Linked DNA regions of Homo sapiens: regions 1 and 2 are each linked to region 3. The links are chromatin loops, found by intact Hi-C in ENCODE. Cell type or tissue: heart left ventricle. All regions are shown on one strand.

The links. Peaks named below come from ENCODE experiments on the same cell type or tissue, not always from the same donor. Only the 100,000 strongest peaks of a DNase experiment are listed, where the experiment ranks them.
Region 1: a loop joins it to region 3, with 2.9 times the contacts of the local background. A loop is called at or near these places in 4 of 110 quality-filtered maps.
Region 2: it touches region 3 in a loop (2.5-fold over the local background); 7 of 110 quality-filtered maps call a loop at or near these places.

What each region holds. Positions count from the first base shown.
Region 1 is chr3:128,294,288-128,302,287 of GRCh38, reverse strand. The region is part of intron 4 of EEFSEC (eukaryotic elongation factor, selenocysteine-tRNA specific); the gene reads right to left. Among named protein-coding and RNA genes, the nearest start is that of EEFSEC, 140 kb to the right of the region's middle. In heart left ventricle, no CTCF peak of the experiment used is centred here; no DNase peak of the experiment used is centred here; H3K27ac peaks cover 2,582 bases.
Region 2 is chr3:128,307,062-128,315,061 of GRCh38, reverse strand. The region is part of intron 4 of EEFSEC (eukaryotic elongation factor, selenocysteine-tRNA specific); the gene reads right to left. Among named protein-coding and RNA genes, the nearest start is that of DNAJB8-AS1, 150 kb to the left of the region's middle. In heart left ventricle, a CTCF peak has its summit at 7,842 (motif pointing left); a DNase peak (open chromatin) is centred at 3,531; H3K27ac peaks cover 2,094 bases.
Region 3 is chr3:128,363,160-128,371,159 of GRCh38, reverse strand. The region is part of intron 6 of EEFSEC (eukaryotic elongation factor, selenocysteine-tRNA specific); the gene reads right to left. Among named protein-coding and RNA genes, the nearest start is that of DNAJB8-AS1, 96 kb to the left of the region's middle. RefSeq lists an enhancer at 1,818-2,318. In heart left ventricle, no CTCF peak of the experiment used is centred here; a DNase peak (open chromatin) is centred at 4,739; H3K27ac peaks cover 4,751 bases.

The sequences.
Region 1 (8,000 bases), 69 kb after region 3:
CTAATATTATAAGTGATAATAAAAATTAAACAGTATTAAAATAGCATCTTTCTACCACAAAAGGAACAGGCGTATCACTCTATGCATTACATTCCTGCCCTCTTCCCAGCCCCATACCCCCGACTGCCTTTGGACCAAGATGATAAATGTCATGCCAAGAAAGTTATCATTATAACCAATCCACTAGGAAGTGGAGGAAAATGATTTAATTTTGACAACTAAATGAGCTTTGACAGATGGTTTAACTAACACTCTAACCAACTTGCCCTGATAAAAATCAGCAGTTTTTCCACTTCAATGAGAAAAATTCATCTTCACTCCATTAGGTAACTTTGAGTAGCCCCCCAGGTCCCTTCTGCATGGCCTGACCACACTGGTCTGCCTGCCAGCTTCCCAGTGGGGTCTTCCACTGAGCCTCATTTCCTGCCCCCCATGGGAGTTCTTTCTCCCAGGAACTGCTGCTCTACCCCTCCTCATTAAATGTTGCGACATGTGTAAGTCCCTTCTGCACACCAGTCTCTTTCCTCCTGCCCCATTCCCAGGCTCACCCCTCAGGACTTCTCCCCTCCAGTCTGTCAAGAGTAACTCCACAGCTCCAGGAGAGAAACAAAGTTGCCACTAGGGAAAAGGACAGAAGGAAGAGGTGCCTAAGGAGGACACTGGACAGGTAGGGGGTGAACAGTTCTGAGTCTCTGAGAGTACGTTTAGCAGGCCTGGAGTCCAACACCTGCCTCCCCTTGACATCCTGATGGCCTCCTGGGAACCACTTACTGAGGGCCAGTTAGACTTTCTGTGACTTGCACCAGTAAAGTCCCTGACCGGTTCACCACATTTCAGTTCTGCAGCCCACCCTGTGTCCCGCCCATGTGCAGAGCCCCAGGCCCAGGAGAGGTTCACAGCCTAGGCATGATCAGGCTTCACAGGGGAAGTGAGATGTACACCAAGCCTTTTTACATATGGGTAGGAGCTGCCCAGGTAAAAGGAAGAGCTGGAACAAGCGTGCACACCGGAGGAGCTGCATGGGTGCAGCTGCGGGGCCTCCCAGTTATGTAACCTTTCACCACCACTGGCAAGTCTCCACGGCTTCACTGGCTGCTTCAACTCAGCAAAGACCCCTTTAAAGCATGACCCCCCCAGGACGGAACATTGCACATATCACATGCTCTAGCCTGGAGCTGGAGAGTGCAAATAACCACATTACCACTTGTGCTGATAGGTTCTTCTCCATCGATGGAGCTTGTTTGAGGATAAAGAATTTTACATTTATCCCTATTTAACTATAATGATCAAGTACAAAAACCTGAAATCAGCTTAAATAGACAATAAGATAAAATAATTTAGGCATATGCAAGAAACATGCAAAAAAAAATACCCAAGCATAGAACAATAAGCACAGTATAGTCCTACTTGTTTAAAAAACACTAAGTATCTATTTATGCTTATACATGCACAGGAATTATCTGGAAGAGTAAATTTTCAAATTGTCAAACTTCTGGGAAAAAGGTACTGAAAGGTATGAAAGTTTTATTTTTCATATTGCATTAGGATTATTTCTTCAATGCACATAGTCTATACATATGTATGTGTTGTTTTAAGCTACTAAATTAGTGGTACCAAAAACTTAGTGGTAATTTATTGTAGAAGCCATGGGAACAGAAATAAAAATAGAAAACTAACATGATTGCCATTAATAATATATTAATAGTATATTTCATCACACTGGCCTTTTTTTTTTTTTTTTTTTTTCAGACAGAGTCTTGCTCTGTCACCAAGCTGGAGTGATTCTCCTGCCTCAGCCTCCTGAGTAGCTGGGACTACAGGTGCGTGCCACCACGCCTAGCTAATTTTTGTATTTTTAGTAGAGACAGGGTTTCACCATGTTGGCCTCGATCTCTTGACCTCGTGATCCACCCACCTCAGCCTCCCTAAGTGCTGCGATTACAGGCGTGAGCCACCTCGCCTGGCCCGCATTGGCTTTTTACCATCATTCCAGCCTATCAAGATCCAAGAATGAGATAAAAGGCCAGATTCCTGCTTACAGTGCTGGAGTCAAGAATGGGAGATGAAAGAAAGAAGTTAAGATGGGGGAAATTCTGGGACAAAGAGAAAGGCAGCTGGGGAGGTGGCCAGAACAGCTGTTCCAGAATCTCTAGGCCAGTTCTAGCACACCCAGACTTGGGAAGAACACATGCTCCTTTTCCAAGCTGGGGGTCTGCTCTGCCGGGGAGCTGACTACCACCAGTGAACATCACCTGGGGAAGAAAACCCCTGCCCAGGCCCAGACCCCAAACCAAAGAAAGCCACAGGGCTTACATGCTGGGAAAGGGGCAGAGCCAAAGTCAGGGCCACAATCAGGACACACAGGAACCACCCCAGGACTTGGATCACACCTCAAGAGTGCACGAGGTGCTCCTGACATTTTTGCCTTTTCTGATTTAATCCTCACAGTAACTCTATGAAAGCAACGAAGAAGAAGGCTAAGGTTTATGAAATACGTGGTCATCTCTGAGGAGCAGGTATTACTTATAATCCTCATGTTAGGGCTGAGGGAAGTAAAGCTCATAGAGCTGAACAGGACCAAGAACACACAAGGGAGTCAGCTGTTGGCCTGGACCTGAACCCAGGTCTGTGCTCTGGGTTTCCCATGCCTTCCTCCAGGCCTTCCCCATGTGTCAGGTGGTCATGGACATCAAAATATTTTTGTCTTCACAGAGCACTCAACAAGTAGTTCCTGAGCACATGCTACAAGCCAGAAAACAGTGGTGACTAGAAAATATTTGCAGGCTATCCATCTGACAAGGGATTAATAACCAGACTGTATAAGGAACTCAACTTAATAGCAAAAAACAAACAAACAAACAAAAACACATAAATAATCTGATGAATAATGGGCAAAAGACCTGAATAAATTTCTCTAAAGGAAGCACACAAATGGCCATCAGGTATATGAAAAAATGCTCAACTTTACGAATCATCAGGGAAATGCAAATCCAAACGACAATGAGTTACCACCTCACCCTAGTTAAAATGGCTTTAATCAAAAAGACAAAAAGTAATGGATACTGGTGAGGATGTGGAGAAAGGGGAATGCTAGTACACTGTTGGTGGGAATTTAGATTGATACGGCTCCTATGGAAAACAGTATGGAGGTTCCTCAAAAAAGTAAAAATAGAAGTACTATATGACCCAGCAATCCCACTGCTGGGTATATACCCAAAAGAAAGGAAATCAGTATATCAAACAGATATCTGCACTTCCATGTTTACTGCAGCACTATTCACAACAGCCAAGATATGGAATCAACCTAAGTACCCACTGAGAGATAAATGAATAAAGAAAATGTGCTATATGTACTCAATGGAATACTATTCAGCCATAAAAAAGAATGAAATCTTGTCATCTGCAGCATCATGGATGGAACTAGAGGCCATTATGTTAAGTGAAATTAGCCAAGCACCAGAAGACAAATACCATATGTTCTCACTCAAATGTGGGGAAGTGGGTCTCATGGAGGTAGAGAGTGGATTGGTGGTTACCAAAGGCTGGTGGGCAGGGGGATGGGATAAAGAGAGGTTGGTTAATTGTTACAGAGTTAGACAGAAGGAATAAGATCTAGTGTTCTAACGTACAGTAGGCTGACTATATAGTTAACAATAATGTATTGTATAGTTCAAAGTAGCTAGAAGAACTGGAATGCTCCTAATATAAAGAAAAGACAAATGTTTGAGGTGATAGATACCCCAATTACCTTAATTTGATCATTACACACTGCATGAATGTATCAAAATATCATATGTGCCCCCAAATATGTACAACTATTATGTATCTATTTTAAAAAATGGCCAGGTGTGGTGGCTCATGCCTGTAATCCTAGCACTTTGGGAGGCTGAGGCAGAAGGATTGCTTGAGCCCAAGAGTTTGAGACCAGCCTGGGCAACACATGCAGACCCCATCTCTATAAAAAACTTTAAAATCAGCTGGGCATGGTGGTGCATGCCTGTGGTTCCACCTACTCAGGAGGCTGAGGTAGGAAGATCGCTTGAGCTGGGGAGGTTGAGGCTGATGGCGCCACTGTATTCCAGCATGAGTGACAGAGACCCTGTCTCAGAAAAGCAAAAAACAAAAAACAGTGGTGTCATAGACTGGCACAAGGGAGTAAGAGAAGATGATCCAGGCATATGCCCCCATTTGTTCCAAGGGGAAAAGGTGATTTCTTGAAGCCTGTGTCAGCTTATCTGGCAAAATATTGCTGTAAACTGGGAGGATTCCCACTCCCTGCCTGAGGGCACATGTGATGCACCCTCCTTGGCTGTCCCAGGGCCTACTGACTGGCTTCAGCTCCTGGACTGCAGCAATGTGTGCCCCAGAGGCATCCAGGAAGTACTTGGAGAAGTCAGCAGGATTGGCCAGGAGCCAATGGACTATTTCAGCAAAATTGAGACAACTACCTAGTTTGAACCTAAGATTTAGGAGTGTGGTGAGAGTAGCTTAGGCAAAAAAGTGCCTAATTTTATAACAACATGTTGATATTTTCAATTTTTCAAAAAATATCTAATTTTTAGCATGGGAGAGCCAGTGGGAACAAGGCATGCAACTGGAGCCCAGAATCAAGGGCAGGCTGCACAAGACTCAAAGCTCTGCTGGAGCCCTCCCATGAGGCTATCCGAGACATGAGAATGAGGCAGGAAGCTCTGGGACATGTGGAGTAATGCAGAACTCAGCATGACCGTGGGGTCCACAGAAGGGTGTGTGCCAGAGTTCCACAACCAGACACTGCTCTCATAGCTGGGATTGGGCTGGGCTTTCCCACACCAGCTCCTTTCCTCCTGATGGCATCTTGACCCACAGGAAGTTTGGAAGGTTCTTTAATCTCTCCTTCCACAAAGGAAACTACAGCAGTGAGGTTCAGGGGCTCAATCCACAAATAAAGAAAGGGGCACTGGTAGAGCCAGTTCTCCGAAAGTTATCATCACACTTGATGGTAATCAAGAGAAGGGTAAGCATAAATCCTCGGCTAGACTTCTCCTGTGTTCCTTCGGTGAGCCCTCACAAGCTGTCCTCCCTTGGGGGACCGGGGCCTTCAGTTGGTGTTCCCTGTACACATCTCCCTGACCACCCCTCCCTCTCAGGCCCAAGTTGGCACCCCTGATTCTTACATGCTGTTCATCCCTGGTATGTGCCTATGGTCTCCCAAGAGGACGGAGGCCAGCTCTATGCTACTAACTCATCAGTGGGTACTCACCACCTCAGATATCATGCTTCTTTATTTACTCTTAACAGAAAGACTGCAGGGAGCTTTGCCAAACCTCTGGGACTCCAGAGGTCCCTCCCTGTGTGATGTAGAGCATGAGGTGCAGCTTTGGTATTGGCTAGCATTGGAATAGCATTGGCTACAATTCCTCTACCCCACTCCAAGATCACAACCACCTGACTGCCACTGGGGGCCTTCTGGCCAACACACGCAGAGTACTGACTGTAAGCCACACCTATGCCAACTGGGACAAATCCAAATCGTGTCTTTCAGGCCATCTCAGGGGCACAAAGGCCAATGGATAACTGCAGCAAGGTCACAGTGGTAGTCACATGCCAGAGAGACAGACGGAGGGGCATATGTGTGTAGCGTGGAGGGCAGGAAGGTCAGTGAGGAGGTAACCTTCGAGCTGCCTCCTGAGGTGCCCACATGGATATACCCCTGTGCGGATGACGAGGAGACACAGGCCCTGCAGGTCTGTGCATGGCCATGAAGGTGAGTATGCTGAGAAAACAGGAGAACTACAGTTTGCTTTATCAGTAGAAGAATGAGAAAAGCTGAGGCTACAGAGAAAAGCAAGGGCCAGCATCAGGATGGCTTGCAAATGCTGGACTTGGTAGGAAGGGAAAGAGGAGACAAGAAAGGCTTATGGGTGGCCAGGATGAGGACAGAGTGGCATTGGACTGTGTTAGCTACATGGGGTGGCCAGCTCAGACACCATCCTTCCTCCTGCCTCCACTCACCCTTTCTGCATACCAGGGACAGGAAGCCCCATCCTGCTGGTCATATTTCAAGATCCTACGTGGATTACGTTTTCCAAGAGAAGAGCTTTTAGGGTATTCCAACATCGGGACATCCTAGTGTGGGCTCAGGATGATGAAATCTCATGCTCTGCCAGGGCCCTCTCCCACCAAAGGCAGCCAGGCAAGCTCAGCTCCCAGTACCAGGGCCTGGATAATCTCTCACTCTCTATCCTTCCATCTCTTCTGGGATGAGCGGGTGATTTCTGGACCATGGTAACATGTGCTTTCTCAGGGGAAAGGTTAAAGCTGCCCTATAGGTCACTCAGTCACAAGAGCTGAGGCTGGGGCTGGGGACCAAACCCACCACATCACGCTGGAAAGCATTCCTTTTTTGCTTTTCTGCTAGTGCCTATGCACATACTTCCCATGGGGACTCTGGGCAGGAGGATGAATGGGCTGAGGAAGGTTCAAGAATTTCCTGGGTTCCCACCACCCCACTGAGACCCTCACATAAATGAGGAGAGCAGGGTCCAGGCCATGCTGGGGTGTCTGCCTCCCCAGCTGACTGCTGGGTCACCTGCTTGGGACTCTGGCAGGAAGCAGGCATGGAACCACGTGACTTCTCCCAAACTTGGGTCCTTCTCCATCTTCTCACCACAGTTCCAGCCCCAAGGAAGATTTAAAAAAAAAAAAAAAAAAGGAGCCTCAATTGTTGGAAGGCCCTGGAATTGTTTATTTTGTAAACAAACCAATGGCAATGAATTATGTTGAACTTTTAATAAGACACACATATCATACTAGGTCTGTATATTTGCCAGCAAAAAAAAAAAAAAAAAAAAAAAGTAGGGGGAAGTACAGAAAAATGCCTTGAAGTAAAGATCACAAAAGGGGTTTCCTGTTATGAGATACGGATGCATTTCCTTGACCAAAAACAGACTGATCAAAATGCCAAATCAAAAATTATGAAAACTACAAACAGGTGACAGATTTGAACTTGCTTCCTTTGCTTCCCAGGCCCCAAGAGGCAGCCAGAGGGCCATCCAGCTCCTGTAGTTGGACACCACCAAAGGCAGGGCTGAGGGGACATCGCACTGCTGCCAGTGTTGAGTAGAAAACATTTTGGGGGTGCCTGGAATCAGCTGCAGCTTTTTGCATTGGCCTCTTTTTGTTTCACCTGAGCCTGGATGACCAAATGAAACAATTCCCCTCAACTGAGCACATTCCAGCAACGGACAAACACCACACATGGTGCAGCCAGCGAAATGTCCCATGCTGGTCTGTGGCTGGCAGAGACATAGCCATTTTCCCAGGCATCATGGGGACAGCCCTCCCTGACAGGCACAGCAGAGGCCTGGAGGTACATGCAAGAGATTGATAGTTCATCAAAATGGCAGCAACACACATTGGAGGTATGATGTGTTTCTGTTTTTGTTTCATGACAATTCTAATTCGAACAAAAATGTCAAATATCAGAACAGTCTGCCATTCCAACTGTCTGGAATGGCATCTTCCAATCCTTGCATATGCTGTTTCCTCTGATGGGAATACCCTCCCCTTACCTTTTCCACTTAGTAAACCTATTTCTTTCTTCTCAGAGCCCTCCATGTCTCCAAGAAAGCCAACCAGACCCTCCCTTGGGGTCCCTCCCTATCTCAAGTGCCCCCAGTGTACAGGTGCTCTACTTCCTTGGCTCTCTCTGTCCCACAAGGTCATGAGTTCTGATGGTGGAGCCAGTGTCTGACTTAGGTCTGGGGCCCTGCTGCTCAGTCCAGAGGGGGCACTTGGCACAACTTCTGAAACTCTCCTTTACCTGTTGTGCCTAGCAGAGAATTTATGTGTCATTTCTAGAGGCTCAATAGCTGACATTTTAAGAACACTCAGATATGATAGAACTTAATTCACTTTTCCCCTCTAAATTCCCCTTCCCAGAACAAACTTTCAGGAAGAGGCAGGTCTTCCTGTATGTACTTCAACTGTCAGCCCCTAACAGGGTCAGCAAACTCTAT
Region 2 (8,000 bases), 56 kb after region 3:
TTTGATGTAAGTGTGGGCTCCTGTGTGTGTGTTAGGGAGAGACATTGGCTTCCCAAAGGCACATTAGGAAGCAGCCCTGAAGAGCAGGTGGTGTGGATGTTGATGGCTCCAGGCGACCCCCATCCCTGCCTTCTCAGCTACAGGTCTGCCCCAGGACTAAACTCCAGAGCTACACATTTGTGCACAGCACTGCTCAGCTCTTCCAAATCCCACTGGAGCAGTGGTTCTCAACCTGGGGTGACTCCCCCACCTCTGGGAAAGTTGGCAATGTCTGGACCTGGATACATTTTTGGTCGTCACATGGTGGGTGGGGGTGTTATAGATATCTACTGGGTACAGACAGGGATGTTTCTAAACATCCTACAATGCCCAGGACAGCCTTCATAGCAAAAAATTATCAGGTAGAAAAATGTCAACAGGCTGGGAGCAATGGCTGATGCCTGTAATACCAACACTTTGGGAGGCACAGGTGGAAGGATCACTTGAGGCCAGGAGTTCAAGACCAGCCTGGCCAACATGGCAAAACCCTATCTCTACAAAAACGACAAAAATGAGCCAGGTGTGGTGGTGCACACCTGTAATCCCAACTAATCAGGAGGCTTAGGCACAAGAATAGCTTGAACCTGGGAGGCGGAGGTTGCAGTGAGCAGAGATTCCACCATGGCACTCCAGCCTGGGTGATGGAGTAAGACTCTGTCTCAAAAAATAAAATAAATATAAATAAAATAATAAAATAAAATGTCAACAATGTTGAGCTTCAGAAATCCTGCACCAGAGAGAAAAAAGAAAGAGTTCCTTATTTGCTAAACATTTTCTGGATAACTCCCTAAAAACTGCTCTCAAGGACATTGAGCCACTGAAACCTCAAAGCAGACAGGATACACACAGCTGTTCTTACCAACAGTTGGTTAACGTGCTCTCCAAACAACTACTCTATGCCTCAATGAGAGGGAGAGAGAGAGCAGCATGTCCTTACGGTAGATTCCTAGGCAGAGGCTAAACAGACATCCACATGTACAGATGTAGAACCATCTTGCATCTAGAGTGGAGGAGATAAAAGCAAGGGGTAGCACACTGGGTAGGGCCTGGTGTAAGAAACAGGGGGAGATACATAAGCTTCCACATGCAGAGGTTATCACCAGAATGGCAGCAGCAGTGGCTGCCTAGGAGGGAGAGACCAGGGACCCAAGACAGGGGGTTGTCAGGGAGACTTAACTCTAATCACTGCATAACCTTGGCATCTTTTGCCTTTTTAACCATCTGCCAGTATTACCTTTTCAAAGTAAACTAACAAAAATGTGCTACATTCATATATGTCCACATGAGGGGCCTTCTCACACATCTCATGAGAGCCCGGGAACAGTTCTCTGCTGTGCTCATGAGGATGTCCTGGTTACAAGTGCCCTGTTAAAAATGGAGATGCCAAGAGCCTGACTTGCCAAAGCCCCGTTACCAGGCAGCGGTGAAGTCAGGTTCCCAAAGTGGACCTCCTCATGCCTGAGTCCTGGGTGTGGCATCCATAGACTCTGGGAGTGGGAGGCCTACCTGCCAGACCTGGCTGGCTGACCAACTAGCTTAGATGGTGACAGGGATGCCTGGGCTCTGAAGATGCAGCCTGGTCACTAACTGAATGCAACATGCCACCCGTGGCTCCCACATGGCATGGAAAGGCAAGAAGCACAAAGCTGCATCGACCAGAAACATGAGTGCAACCCTGTTGCCAGGAGGATAAACCCTTCCTTGCATCTCCATTTTGCCCTGTCCTTGGCTTTCACAAATGGTTACCCAGACAACTGCCCTTTTCCTGGACTCCCCCAATTGGATGTTGGCAGGAGACATCAATTTCTCTTTCAGGGAGAGGCACACTATCAACTGGCTGGGAGAGCCAGGATGTAGCCTTTTCCAAGAGCTGGCAGGAATAGGAAAAACCAGTTTCTACCCAGATTCTACAACATCCCAGGTGCTTCCCATGGTCATCCTCATCACAATGCTATGGCATGGAAATAACTTACAGACAAGGGGGCTGAGACCTACGGAGGCTACTTGACTTGACCAAGTTCACACCGCCAAGAAATGGTAACCCTAGACTTTAACCAAGGGCTGTATGAGTCCAAAGTTAATGCTCACCCTCAAACCAGACCATCTTCCCAGGGAACTATCTCTTTCTAGAAGTTTAGAATTTTCTATATATGGTAATGCAGAAAAACTGTCTTCTGGGTATTCTTTTACTAAAAGATACAGCTAAATGGTTAAGGAAAAGAAAAGGGAAGAGAAAAGAAAAATTGCAGAGGGCCTTCTCCCTCCTCCCCACAGCCTGGCCCAGGTCCCTTTGCCAATCCAGCTAGAGGAAGCCACACCTGCTGTAGCCCTGCCTGTCATCTGTACCTTGACAAGCAGGTCAGGACACAGGGCCTGCCACAAGGATGGTGGCCCACCCATCTCTCAACTGTTTCTCATTAGCGGGAACATTCCGCTTTTCAACAACCATGGACGCCTCTGTCCTTCCTTGGAGGGTGAAGGCGGAGCCTCTTCTAAACACTGGTATTCTGAACCCCGGTGGGTGCCCACACCAAACAAAGGCTCCCCTATTCCAGCGCAGTCTGGTGACACAAAGGCGGTGGGATCCCGCTACTCCATCCTCTGCGCATGGAAGTAGCCAGCAGTTGGACAGGACCAAAACTCCAGGAGAGAGAGCTGGCCTAGGTCCAGGTGCTTGGGGCAGCAGCGGGGACCCTGCCTGTCTGAGACCCAGCACTGCCCACTTCTGTGTAACTCAGGAGCTCTGGTTCTCTCATCTCAGAGAGAGATGATAACAGTCCCTACTTCACAGGGTTGTCTAGGGTTAAATCAGAAGAAAAGGCATGTAAAATGCTTGGCTTTGTATCTGCCACATAGTGGGGTCTTTCCCTTTCTCAAGTTCTGTCTCAGAATCTTCTCAACATGGAACTCTTGACGGTACAGCCAATCCATCAGAGGTGGAAATGGGATGAAGCTTTTCTTATCCCTCATGTGAATTCAGGGACAAATCAGCATTGATGAGCACTGACTGTGGGCCAGGCACGGTACTAGGTGCTGGGGATTCCAACATAGAGAGGTTGGGAGCCTTCTCTTAAGCAGCACAGAGTCAAGCGGGAAGAGGGGTGACTGGGCTATGATAAGGAGCAGAGCTCAACTCCATCCTCAGGACAGATGCAGCTCCCAGGAAGAGGTGGGACGTAAGAGCTGGATTTTGAAATATTTCTAAGAGTGTTTCAAATGGTCAGGGCTGGAAAGGGCGTCCCTTGCAAAACAACAAGGAACACTCCTGAGTGCCCACTCCAAGCACATGAATAATCAATGTATGCTCAGAAACACTCTGAAAAGAGATGGAGGCACAGAAAGGTGAAGTCCTTGGCCCCAGGTCACAAAAGAAAGAGTGCTACCGAAGCCTGAAAGGACAAGGCAGCTGCTGGACAGGGAACCAAACTAGCTCCGTGGGCCTGAAGCTCCCCATGCATGGCTGCAGAGGAAGACAGGCTGCCAGCCACACACTTCAAGTTTGGAGCTGTGCCCTGAAGGTCACGGGACCATGCAGGCTTTTAGTGGGACGTAGAGGGCTAGCCCCATTAGCTGGCACTCAGAACACAACTGTGGAGCTAAAATCCTTCCCTCCTTCCCTACAGGAATCTGGTTTCCAAACATTTAACATGTCCATGCTTCTTCTGACCACCTTTCAAATTCTCTCCTCTGTAGTAAAATGGCAGACCCAGAATGGGGCTCAGCATTACCGAAGAGGAAGGTGAATGCTGTGAAAGGAGAATTAGTTACACTTCACATGGGTCCACAGTTGAAAATTGCAGAAAGGTCAGATTTCTGTAAAAATAACTACATTTTCAATGAATGAGGAGACCATGCAATTAGAGGGAATCTCATGGTTAGTCCTTTTCTAAAACACATTGGTCTAAATCTGAATTTTAATTTTAAAAATTTTCTTAGAAGGATATCACCTGCATTATCTTTTCTTACTTTTCCAGTTCATTCACATTGTTGTGTAGTTTGTTTCCTCACCTACACTCCTTTTAAGTAAAACCAAACAGTTTTATCAAGTGGGCCTTTCCCCACACAGAATGTTGCATCAATAGAAGGCCTCCCCAGCCACTGCCACTGTAATAGTCACCTGCAGCCAGTACTGCTGAGACCAGCTGAGGGACAGAGGCCTCCAGACCTGCTTGCCAGGTGGGCAGGGTGGGGCAGCAGAGCACAGGGGCCTGACCTCCAGAGCCTGAGCACTACTGCAGGTTTCCAAACTGAGGTGGCAATGCAGTGCATTAAGACCAGTGGTTTTCAAGTGAAAAGGAAAATAAAAAATTGGAGTAGAATGCAATGCAATGGAAGTCAGGAGGTAAGGATACTATTTTGTAAAGCCTTTCACTTTCTCCACCTGCATGTGCATTGGGTCATGATACAGTCTATCTGTACAGTGATTATGAGGAAAAGGTTGGAAAACACTGTTCTGTTGTGTGCCTACAAAGAAAACAGCAGCATGACTCTCTCTGTGGGCCTCCTGTAAGTGTGGGAGACCAGGGGATAGGCGCAAGGCCACTGGCACGAGGTTGCTAAGAGGCAATCTCTTGGCTATGACCTTGTACAATTTTAGAAACTCTCAAGAAGCCAAACTAAGAGAGTGAGTAAAAGCCACAACCTCCAGGAGTCAAGATTACGGGGCAGGAGCAGTCAAAGCTGAAAGATGCGGAGATGGTTGTATGTGGCCCCTTGCTTCCAGAGGGAAAGGAGAGAAAAAGGAAATCCTGTGACTTTCTCCCTACCCTTAATTAAATACACAACTAAGGTGAGTTCTAATTTCCTAACCTTGCCAAAAGGCTCATCACTAAGCCACAGGAATATTCTTGGCAGTGCCTCAGATGGTCTAAAAATGCTGTGGCCAAAGGGCATCCAGATGATAATGGTGACACCTGCTTTTCTCCCTGAAAAGCACAGATACCGCACCTGCCTTTGGTTCTGTTATGACTTCATTAAGCTGCACAAGGTGTATGTGATTGGAAAAGCAACTGCTCCTTTGTTTTGCTTTTTGATTTCCTTCTCCAAGTGTGTCTATTTTAAATGGGTCAATGGATGTTAATGCTAGGAAAAGCTGACATTTGAATAAGATCACAGAGTGTGGCATCCAGCACCTCAGCAGGCCAAGCCAGGCTAGGTCAGGAGAGTGGGGAACTCTGAGGCCCCAGAGTGGGCGCCAAGAATCGGTGTGTCCAGGCCCTTCCTGCAAAGCACCTCTGCCCTTCTTGAGTAGAGAAGAGTTTCCAGAAGCTCCACACCTGAAGGAGTAGGGGTTTCTCTGGCTGGGCACAAAACTCCCAAGTGATTCTGACTTATGCCTCACTCCCTAGGCATTAGCCTTTCTCAGCTTGCTTTCACCCTCTGCCAGCATCCTCTAATTTGAATCTTCACAGCTAAAGTCACCATGACTTATGGCCAGAACCGATGGTCTTTTACTTACTGGTAAAAGTTTCTCCTTTGAACCTCAGTTTCCCCATCTGAAAATAAAGGCTTAGGTCCTACTCATTGGGTACACTGGTTATGTACATGGCCCCAGTAAGCGTTCAGCAGACAGCAGCAGGGGCCTCTCTCTTCTCTCTAGCCTCTGTGCGCTGACCCCTCTCATCCAGAAAGGACATTATCCTTGATTTTCCTGCTCTAGGCTTCCTCCTTTCCCATTTCTTCCTCTAACTCCAAACGCCAGCTGGCCCTCTCTCAGCTATCGCCTCCCCTCTGCCCTCTTTGCACCTGCTCAGTCTCCACCAGGTGCTGACAGCTGTTCAGGGCAGAGTCTCTGTCAGCTCTTCCTCTCCACTTCCACAGCCACCCACCGGAATTCAGGTCCTCTCCAAGCCATGTGCCAGGACTACACTTACAGTTTGTGACAAGCTGTTCCATCACCCTCTCGTGAACAAATAAACCTTCACTTTCACACTCTTGCTCATGGGCGAAGGCAGTCTTTCCGAATGAGATCATGCGTACAAACACCTAGTTGACTATCTGGCAGCCAGTAGGTTCTCAACCATAGTTGAAACACCTCAATTTTCAGTTCAAAAGAACAAAACACAAAACAAAACAAACACACCTCACGGACTCTCTTTAGCAGGCTGCAAGACAGGGATCAGCAGCTCCATTTCACAGACGGGGAAGCTAAAGCTCCGGCTCTATGCACCTGCAGACAGCAGGGGCGGTGTCTTGAGCTCTCCCATCCATGGTTCTAGGGCACAGGACCCATTTCCAAACTGGATTCCAAGGAGCCTTGTGTTCCCAGGGAGTCCTGGGGCTGCCATAGGTGTGAGGAGGGGCAGGAACAGAAGGGCCCAAGTCACCCATTTGCATTTCAGCCAGACTGGCTCCCTTTCTATAGGTTGTATTTGTGGGGATTCTTCATAAAATTTGATATTCAAGTTCTTTAGCTAAAAATGTTTAAAAGCTATTGGCATGAGGGGTAAAGCTTAGGTTTTGGGGGACTGGCTTACTGGTTCTCACTCAATAGCTGTGCGATTAAATGGCATTTGGCTTCAGTTTTTCCAGCTGCAAAGAGGGGATAAGAGTCCCAGCTTTGGAAGATTCCTGAGAGGATCAGAAATTAGTACTTGGAGAGCCTAGCTCAGCACGTGGCACACAGTAGGTACTCAAGGAAAGCTATGTCTTCTCCCAATTCCCCCTCCCCTGACACATCCAATCCAGCCTGGCACACACACTAAGCTGGCACCAAGAAGGACTGAGGTCAGAGCCTTGGCCCCTGCCAGGATGACTTGGCTCTTCCAGTCTGAGTGGTCAGGAACCTGGGCCACTGGGCATCATATAATAAGAGCAGAGCTACGGCCAAGCTTGGCCTCCAGCCTCTTCTGAGACCCACTCCTGGGTCTGAATGACAGAGACTGAGGTCACTGCTGAGAGCACCACTTTTCCAACTATACTTAACTGTGGGCGCAGAGCATGTGTGCAAGTTGCCGTGAGTTCCAACTACTTAGTCTTTCACCCTTAGCCACACAGTTCAACTGACAAGATGGGCACTGTTATGCCCAGGTGACCCCAGGGAACCAGGCACTGCCTGGGCCTCACAGAGCTCCAACAAGCATGTGCTCTCGCCTGCCACAAAGCCCAGGAGAGGCCTACAGGGAGAGCGCACAATCAAAAGCATCTTCATCATCCTTGAAAATGGCACAAGGTCAGGGCCAACTCCACAGTCAGCATCATCTCCACTTTACAGAGAAGACCCTAGGAGACTTAGTGATGGCCCCACTCACACAGGTGAAAGTATTGCAGCTGGACTGATACCCTGCCCAATGTGTGCACAGGCTGAGCACTATTTCTCTTAATGCCCAGTGCCAGATGCTGCAGGAGTCAGTCTAAATACACTTTCCTGTCTGTTCTTGTTGCGAATAAAGCAGCTCAGTCAATACTTTGCCCAGTTCATCCAGCCAATATTCGCTGAACCCCTACTGGAACCACAGGCCTGGAGGAATAGAGACCAAGTGGACATAGGGTATGCCTCTAGATATTTTATAAAGGCTCATCAGGCACCCTGTGGGAGCCAGGCCTTAACTTCCAGGAAGTTTTCATGCTAGCTGGGCCCCGCTGGGTCCCTCTTCCTCACTGATACCTAGACATAATCACCACAGGGAGAGGGTACAAGAAAAGCCCCTGCTAATCTCCACCCCCAACAATAAACCAAGCCCTTTCCTCCACATTCAACACTGGGGTCTGGGCCCCAGGGAACATGGACTCTGAACTGGGTGTCATTTTTCTCCAAGTCTTTGGCTCCATCTGCTGTCTCTGACTGTCACATGGAGCTGAGGCTAGAAACAGTGCTCAGAGGGTGCCTGCCAGCCTTGGGAAAAGCTTGGAGAGGGCAGGGGCAGGCAAGGCCCCATGTGTGGCCAGGCCCCACACCCAGCAGCAGAGCTGCTCTCATTCTGGGAAGGTGGGGCAGGTAGGACGTACTGGTGAGAAGACTG
Region 3 (8,000 bases):
AGACTTCGGGTGAAAAAACAAAGAATTCCATTGCTTTTAAAAAAAAAACTGCTCCAAAACCATCATTTTATATATATCAAAGGAGTTAATAACATATACAACACTTAGAACAATGTCCTACTCATTTTAACAAGCAATGAATATTAGTTTCTATTCCATATTCCCAGAATATGCCACTCTTTCCATCCTCTGTGCCCTAGCACACTCTGTTCCTTCTGTCCTGAACACCCTTCCTCCCTTTTCTCCCTGGGGAAATCTCCTCACCTTCAAGACAAGCTCAAGCCTCACTGCATCGGTAAAACTTCCCACCTTCACTCTGGAAGGGAGCAGTCACTCCATGCTCTTTCTCCAAAGCCCTGTAGGGCCCCTACTATAGTGCTTGCTCCTTTCTGTAACATCTCCACCCAAACGGTGCCCCCTGGGATGGGCCTAGAGCCAGTCCTCTGTGCTCAGGTCTGATGCTGGTCACAGGGAGAGGGGCAATGGCTGAAACAGAGCTGGGCTGGGGAGAGAGGGTGGGTGGTCGGGGAGAGGGAGAAAGAGAAGGCTTTGGGGGAAGTAGCAGCTCCTCTCCTCCCTCCACAGGCCCTGGCTTAGCCCCATGGGGATATGGGAGAGGGGTAGGATATCCCTAGATCTGGCTCCAGAGAGTCAGCTCTGCCTCACTGCTGCCAGACCGGGGCCTTTACTGTAACTTCCCAAGGGACCTGCTGGTGCCCCTCCTCCCAGGCCACAGAGGCATCCTGCATGGGGCACAGCTGCTGAGCTATGATACCGGTGGTGAGTGTGGGCCGCTGCACTCCCTCCACACAGCTATCTCTGGGCCTGGGCTCTGTCTTCATCACCTCATTGAACCTCCTAACAACCACCTTCACTAGTGGTCAAACCTAGCATTGCCTATGATGGGCAGACATCCGGATAGGACACACTAAGGCCCCGAAATCACCTCTGTAGAATTCCTTCCAAAAATGCACAGCCTGAACCCAGTCATGAAGAAATATCAGACAGACCCAAAGAGTGCACTGGGAAACAACCAACCTGGGCTCTTCAAAAACATCAGTGTTGTAAAACTATTGGTGGCAGCACTGAGCGCAGGTGCCACCTTTCACTGACTCCTCAAGCATGGAAAACTTCCTAAGACACTATTGCGACAGTTGGGGAATCTGAAAATGGACTGTATCCTAGACAATGTGGCATCAATGTCACATTTCTCCAGTGGTAACTGCGTTGTGGTTCTGCAGGAGAATGTCCTTGTTCCTCGGGGACATGTGCTGAGGGTGCAGGCACAGCAGCAGCACCAGGAGGAACCCTCAGTCGGCTCGGCGCACAAACAAAGCAGACAAGACAACACGGAGCAATTGTTGAAGCCAAGGGAGCAACACTGCTCAATAAGCTTTCCACTCTTCAGTATGTTTGAAATTATTTAAAAAGCTAGGAGGGAAAGTCCTCAAGATAACCCACCTTACTGATGAGGAAACTGGGATTTTCAGAAAGGGTAGCATTCTAGCCAGGATTCCAACACAGGTCTGGCTGCCTCCGAAGCTCTTGTTCTTTGAAGGTACCCTGCTACCCACATCCCAGTGTGGGCTGAAAATGCCAAGTGTGCACAATACCAGCCCTGCCAATGTCTCTCAGTAAAAGTTAATTTGGTCCTGGCAGGGGCTACTTTCCAGGCAGCTGGCTGGTGGTGCTAATGAAATCCCAAGGACAGGTTATTGGGGTTGCCCCAGAATCTGCTCCAAACAGAGCAGCTGGATGGTTGGAGAGAGCACATTTTAAAAGAGAAGAAAGCCAGTTTCATTTCAAACCCCAGAGGAACACACAGCCTCACAGCCCATTGTCTGAGGGCCTGTTATTTATGGGAACATAACAATATCCACAACCTCAGGGCTCATCGTGTCCTGTCCCTTTGGCACCAGGATGTGTTTTCACTTTTGCTCTATGCTGAGTTTCCAGAAGCCTCCCAGCTAAGTGGAACCATGGGTGATGTCCACTTCCATTGGGAACTTCAGGGTCTGGTGGGCCAGTCATCTAGCTCCTCTGAGCCTCACAGTGCCTTTGGGAGAAACAGGGCGATGGCCTCCTCTTGAAGGCTGCAGCAGGAGGAAGAGACGGCACATTAAGGACCTGGTGCCAACACAGAGACCACACATTGTGGCCCAACTGAGAATGGGAAGATTTCATGTAAAAATACAGATATCCAGGCTTTCTTGAAAAATTGGAAGTGGTAATGCCACCGTGGCTGTGCTACAGCCCAGCAATACGGGCATGGAGCTCAGGGGGCCCAGCCCCTTGGGTTTTCAGGCCTGGACTCCGGCACGTGTCAGGCTCATGCGGTGCAGGCAGATGAGGGAAGGGGCTGGCAGCCCACTCCCAACGCCTGCAACATGCTGGGCATCCTTGCACACTGGTTTACTCCTCACAGTCCTTCAAGACAGGATTGTTACCCCCATTTTATCAGATGAAAACCGAGGGCTCCAAAGGCAGTGAGCTGACCCAGGCCCTTCAGAAGGATTAGCAACAGTGAGAAAGCTTCCGGGAAGTGGCCCTGACCAGCAAGGCTCAGCTGAGCTACCACATCCAGGGAGTGATTTTAACATGCGCAGTTGTCATTGTTGTTTATTGTTTTTTAAAACTCCTCTTTCTTAAAACACAGAAAACTTCATTTCTTGTGTGTGTTGTGGACTGTACTTCTTTTTTTGTTTTTTTTTTTTTGTTTTTTTTGGAGATGGAGTCTCGCTCTGTCACCCAGGCTGGAGTGCAGTGGCGCAATCTCCTGGCTCACTGTAACCTCCATCTCCCAGGTTCAAGCAATTCTCCTGCCTCAGCCTCCCGAGTAGCTGGGACTACAGGTGTGTAACCACTATGCCCAGCTAATTTTTAAATTTTTATTAGAGATGGGGTTTTGCCACATTGGCCAGTCTGGTCTCCAACTCCTGACCTCAGGTGATCCGCTTGCCTCAGCCTCCCCAGGCATAGGGATTACAGGTGTGAGCCACTGCACTCAGCCTGTGGACTGTACTTCTGTGCCAAATGCAACCACCATCTGCTGTGACTGGCTGTAGCTGGAGACAGGACACACTCCAGCTGACCTTGTGCAAGGGGCTACACCCAGGATCTAGGCTGTGGCAGCACCATCCTGGCCCAGCCCAAGGGCATCAGGCCATGTGACTGGCCCCATGGAATTCCTGAGGCACGGCTCTCCCAGTGGGTGGTGGGAGGAAGAACCATTAGGCAAGTGATCGCAGGAGGCAGCTTTTCAGCAGAGCCCTAGCCTGAGCTGGAGTCAGCACGCGTCACCAGTGCAGAACTGCTTGGCATTCCAGATGAAATGGGTGACAGGAAAAGGGAGTCTTATTGTAGAGCTGGTTTCTTTGGAGGGCTGATGGAGCCAGTGATATGGCCAGGCAGGCAGTGGGGCCACAGCACCAACTGTGGTGCTTCACTCATCTCTGGGTCTGGTTTCAAGGCTGTCTCTCTCCCTGTAAGGTGGGAAGGGGACATAAGTCCATAATCGGCAGCCTAAGTAGGGGTGCAGCAATGTTGCAGTCTCACGGCATCCCTGAGGTAGGCCTTGTGGAAACAGGATGTGGCTCTTGCTTACAGGCACAGGAGTCCACACAGCAGGTGGCTGGTTCGATGCGGAGGTGATACTCAGGGCCAGCAGGAATAGCCTGAGCAGCACCACTGTGGCACCCTCACCTCCAGGGGCACTGAGACTCCAATTTGTCCTCAGACCCCAGTGCAATGCCACTTCCGAAGGAAGCCTTCCCAAGCCCAGACTCGGTTGGGGTCCTACTGTAAGATCTCATGGCATTGTGCACCTTCTGTGCACAGCATGCATGTGGCTGCCAATACACAAATGCTCAGGAGAAAGTCTGCCAGTGCCAGCATCCTAACTGTTACAGGCTGAACTGTGTCCCTTCAAATTCATATACTGGAATCCTAACCCCCAGACTTTAGAATGGGACTGTATTTGGAGGCAGGGCCTTTAAAGGTGTAATTAAGATGAAATGAGGTCTTTAGGTTGAGTTCTAAACCAAACTGACTAATGTCCTTCAAAATAGAGGTTGGGACACAGACACGCACAGAGGGACAGCCATGTGAGGACACAGGGAGAAGGCAGCCGTCTGCAAGCCAAGAGAGAGGCTGCAGGAGAAACCCACCCTGCAGACACCTTGATCTTGGACTTCCAGGCTCCAGAACTGACAGGAAATGAATGCCTATTGTTTAAGCCACCGCGTCTGTGGTATTCTGTTATGATAGCCCGAGTTGACTAGTACACCAACCCAACAGCCCCATGAGCTCAGGGGTCATGTGGGCTGTGGCTCACTGTGGTCTTTCTAGAACCCAACACAAGGATGACACATAACAGGGGCTCAAAAGCACACTGTTGAACAGAGGGGTGATTAGCTGTGAACTCCCGGGGTGCAGGGACTGTGTCTTGTTTGAGCCATGTGCCCAGAACCCAACACTATGTCTGATACCAGAAAAATACTTTCCACACACAAGAGTCAGTGCTTGGTAAAGAAGAGCTAGCTAAAGTCAGAGTGACTGTGTGAGGCCAGAGCCCTCCTGTCTCTGACCTTGAAAATCAGGACCCCAGCTCCTGCTCCTCCTCCTCCTCCTCTGTGCCCTCAGGCTGACTGCCAGGGCACTGGGGTTGGTCTGATTTCCTCCTCTGCAGAACTGGGGTGATGACAGCCTGGTTTCCCTGGGCTGCTGGCAGGATTGAGTGGTCAGACTACACAAGGGCGTGCTGCCTGGCACAGGGCATGGGCAGCAGCTGATTGTACTGCTGACATTGTCTCAGCCTCAGGCCCTGCCTGCTACCCTCCGGATGGCTGTAGGCCCTCATGCTACAAGTCACCCAGGCCAATTCCATTCCTTCTGGTCACCAGCCCATATGGACCAATGCCCCTGGCCATTTCTTAGAACCATAGTTTCTATTCTTAGAGTTACTTGCCTGGGACCTCACCAACACACTGGTCCCCCAAAACCACTGAAGGGGTGTGTCCCCAACTCCTGCAGGCCTGGCCCAGTCCATACTAAATGACCCATATTTCTAGCAAATAGAGCTTCTGGGACTTAGGCCCTGACAAATCTGCCACCTTGTGAACCTGGGTCTGAGAGCCCCTGACAATCTGTTGCCTGGTCAACAGAGAGGTGCATCAGCTTCTGGGCTGAGCTGAAGCACTTGCTGCTCTGCCCTGTACTGGTCCCGGGAGAGACATTGGCCATCCAACGGCTGAGGCAAAGCGGGGCATCTGGGGGATGCCTCTATGATTTGGCTTCTGTTTTCAATCAGGAGGGAAAGGTATAATCCTTGTTTTTGACCATGCAAAGTGCTTTCCAGGGTCAATAAATTGGAGAGGTCCTTGTGGCACAGCCAATCCCTGCTTGAAAGGTGGCTGGTTAATCTCCTGTGAAGCAGCCTGGCATGAATGCAGCACCGGGGCTCCTACAGGCATCGTTTCCCAGTGCTCTGTGGTAGGGACAGGGCATGGGTGGGAGGATAAAGTGAGGCCCTCAGTGGACATGTGAGCTACCCCACCAAGAGGAAGGGCTGGCAGGTGAGGGGTGGGTGCACACAGCACACAATTCCAGCCACCACTTAGGGAGCCCCTGCCGTAAGTGGATACTATAGGCAGTCCTCTCCAGGGATTCTATGATTAAATTTTCAGCCTTCCTGGAAATCAGAATGACTAGCTCTGGGTTAGCACTGAAGAAGCTGAAGCACAGACTGGAAAGTGGCTGGTCCCAATCAGAAGGGAGCCTGGGATGCCCCAGGAGACCCTCCAGGTAACTAGCCCAGCGGCCCCTGCAACCTTGGCCTCGTCTGACCCGTCCCTCTCCTAAACCAGAGAGTGGTTCACAGAGGAGTTGTCCCACTGGGTGTTGGCCCAGGGCTCTCCATCCACTCAGGGAGCCCCCTCCCCACCCAGGCCTTGTTTCACCTCTGACCCCCTCCAGCACCTAGACAGGTCTGTACACGGAGGGCCCAATAAATTGTGATGAGGGACAGAGGAGGATGGGATGGGATACCATGCTGAGCCCTGAGACACCTGATTCAGCACAGGGGCCACGGGCTACCAGCTGGAACCCCAGAGTCCTGGGAGAAGGCTGCAGGGCTAAGGGAGCAGAGCCAGCTGGCAGGGCTGGCACTGCCCTCAGCAGCAGGTATGCTGTGCCCACTTACTCCTGCTGGCCCCTCTGCTCGATCTCCCTGGGGCAGACAGAGAACTCTGGCCCATTCACTTACTAGCAGTGTAGATGTGAGCAAAGGGCCTGTTTCCTCACCTGTGGGTTGGGGCCACGCTGCCATGCAGGCTGTGGAGGGCTAGACTAAATGGCAGCTCCGGGACAGGGTTTGGGAGGTGCTCTTGGCCTTCCCAGCCCCTGCTTCCTGCCAGTGCATCCCCACAGCAGTGCTGCAGGGCCTGGGGGTCAGGTGCACTCCACAGAGGAGTGGCTTGAGCACTGGCAGAGTCAGCAGTAGATGAATGAGGCTGGAAGAGGCCCTGGAGGGGCAGTCTGAGAATTCACATGCCCACTGTGTAGGCGAAGGAACTGGAGCTCAGGGCAGGTATGAGGGCCAGGTTCCCGACTCCCCATCCCATGGTCTTTCCACTGTCCTGGCCTTTTCCTGACCCTGGCCATGAGGCTGGACTGACCACTGGCCACAGGGTTCTAGCGAACATCACACATCTGATTCTAGCTCTCTATGCAGCCTTCTGCTCCCCGCTCGCCCTTCTGCTCAGAAGGCTACTCCTCCAGGAAGCTTGCTCTGGCCCTCCTCTCAGGATGGCCACTTTCCCCCATTCCCAGCCACACGTCCCAGTGGCCACTTGCCATGCTGACTGTGAATGGCTGCTCATGTCTCTGCCTGTCCCACAGGGAAAGCACCTTGGGACAGGACTCTGAGAAGGATCTCAGTATCCCCCGCCCGAGCCCTAAGCCTCAACTAAGTTTGCCGAGCTAAATGGACTGGCAAACCCTGGATTGATTAATTTATTTACATTTTTGTAGGGATGGGGTCTCGCTTTGCTGCCCAGGCTGGTCTTAAACTCCTGGCTTCAAGCAATTCTCTTGCCTCGGCCTCCCAGAGTGCTGAGATTACAGGGGTGAGCCACTGTGCCTGGCCCCCTTGTTTTAAAGATCAGGAAACTCGAGCCCTCCCCCAAGCTCTGTTCCTAGGCAGCAGCTTCTGAGGGAGTCTGATGAGGTTGGTGTCTGCCCGCATTGCTGAGGTTCTGGGGAAGCCTGTAGCACACAAAGCACCAGGCTGTTTGGCCTCCACTGTGAGGCTGCAGAAAACAGAGCTGAGAGTGGCCCTCGTGGGCCTGGGTACATTCATTTGTTCATTCCAGTCCAGTCTATTCCACCAAACTCCTTCATTTATTCATTCATGCAAGCAACACTTCCTATTCCATGTAAATCCATCCCCTTCTGCATGGCACACTGATGGGCATAATTCAGAGTCACAGCCCCTGCAGCCCTGGGGGTGGGCACAGGGGCAGCATTGGGTGCAGGATGGCCCAGGAGCCCTCCTCAGGACCCTCTTCAGAGGTGAGCAGAAGTGGCTTTCCTGACTCCCTCTTCCCAGGGGCCATAGGGTAGTCATTTCAGGCCCTCTGTCCAAGGGCCCACTGAGCTGAATGACCAACCCTTCCCTTCTCCCGCATACCCTGAGGAAGGGAGATACACTTCAGTGCCTCACCCCCAGCCCTGCCTATAAGGCATCATGGTGTGGGGAGTCTCGAGCAGAGTGGTTGAGAGTGAGGTGCTCTGGGTTCGAATCTCAGGTGTGGATGTTTGCTACCTTTGCCCAAGTGTCTGCTTTGTTCTGGCTTTCTTGCGCTGAGTGCCCACCTCTGTGGCACACCTCCCTGGGCACAGACTATCCTAGCCCTGGCATGCAGCAGAGCGGTTTGAAATGGTCTGCTTGTGCAGTGAAACGAGGTGCTTGTTGCAATGGGAACACCAGCAACTGCACTGCC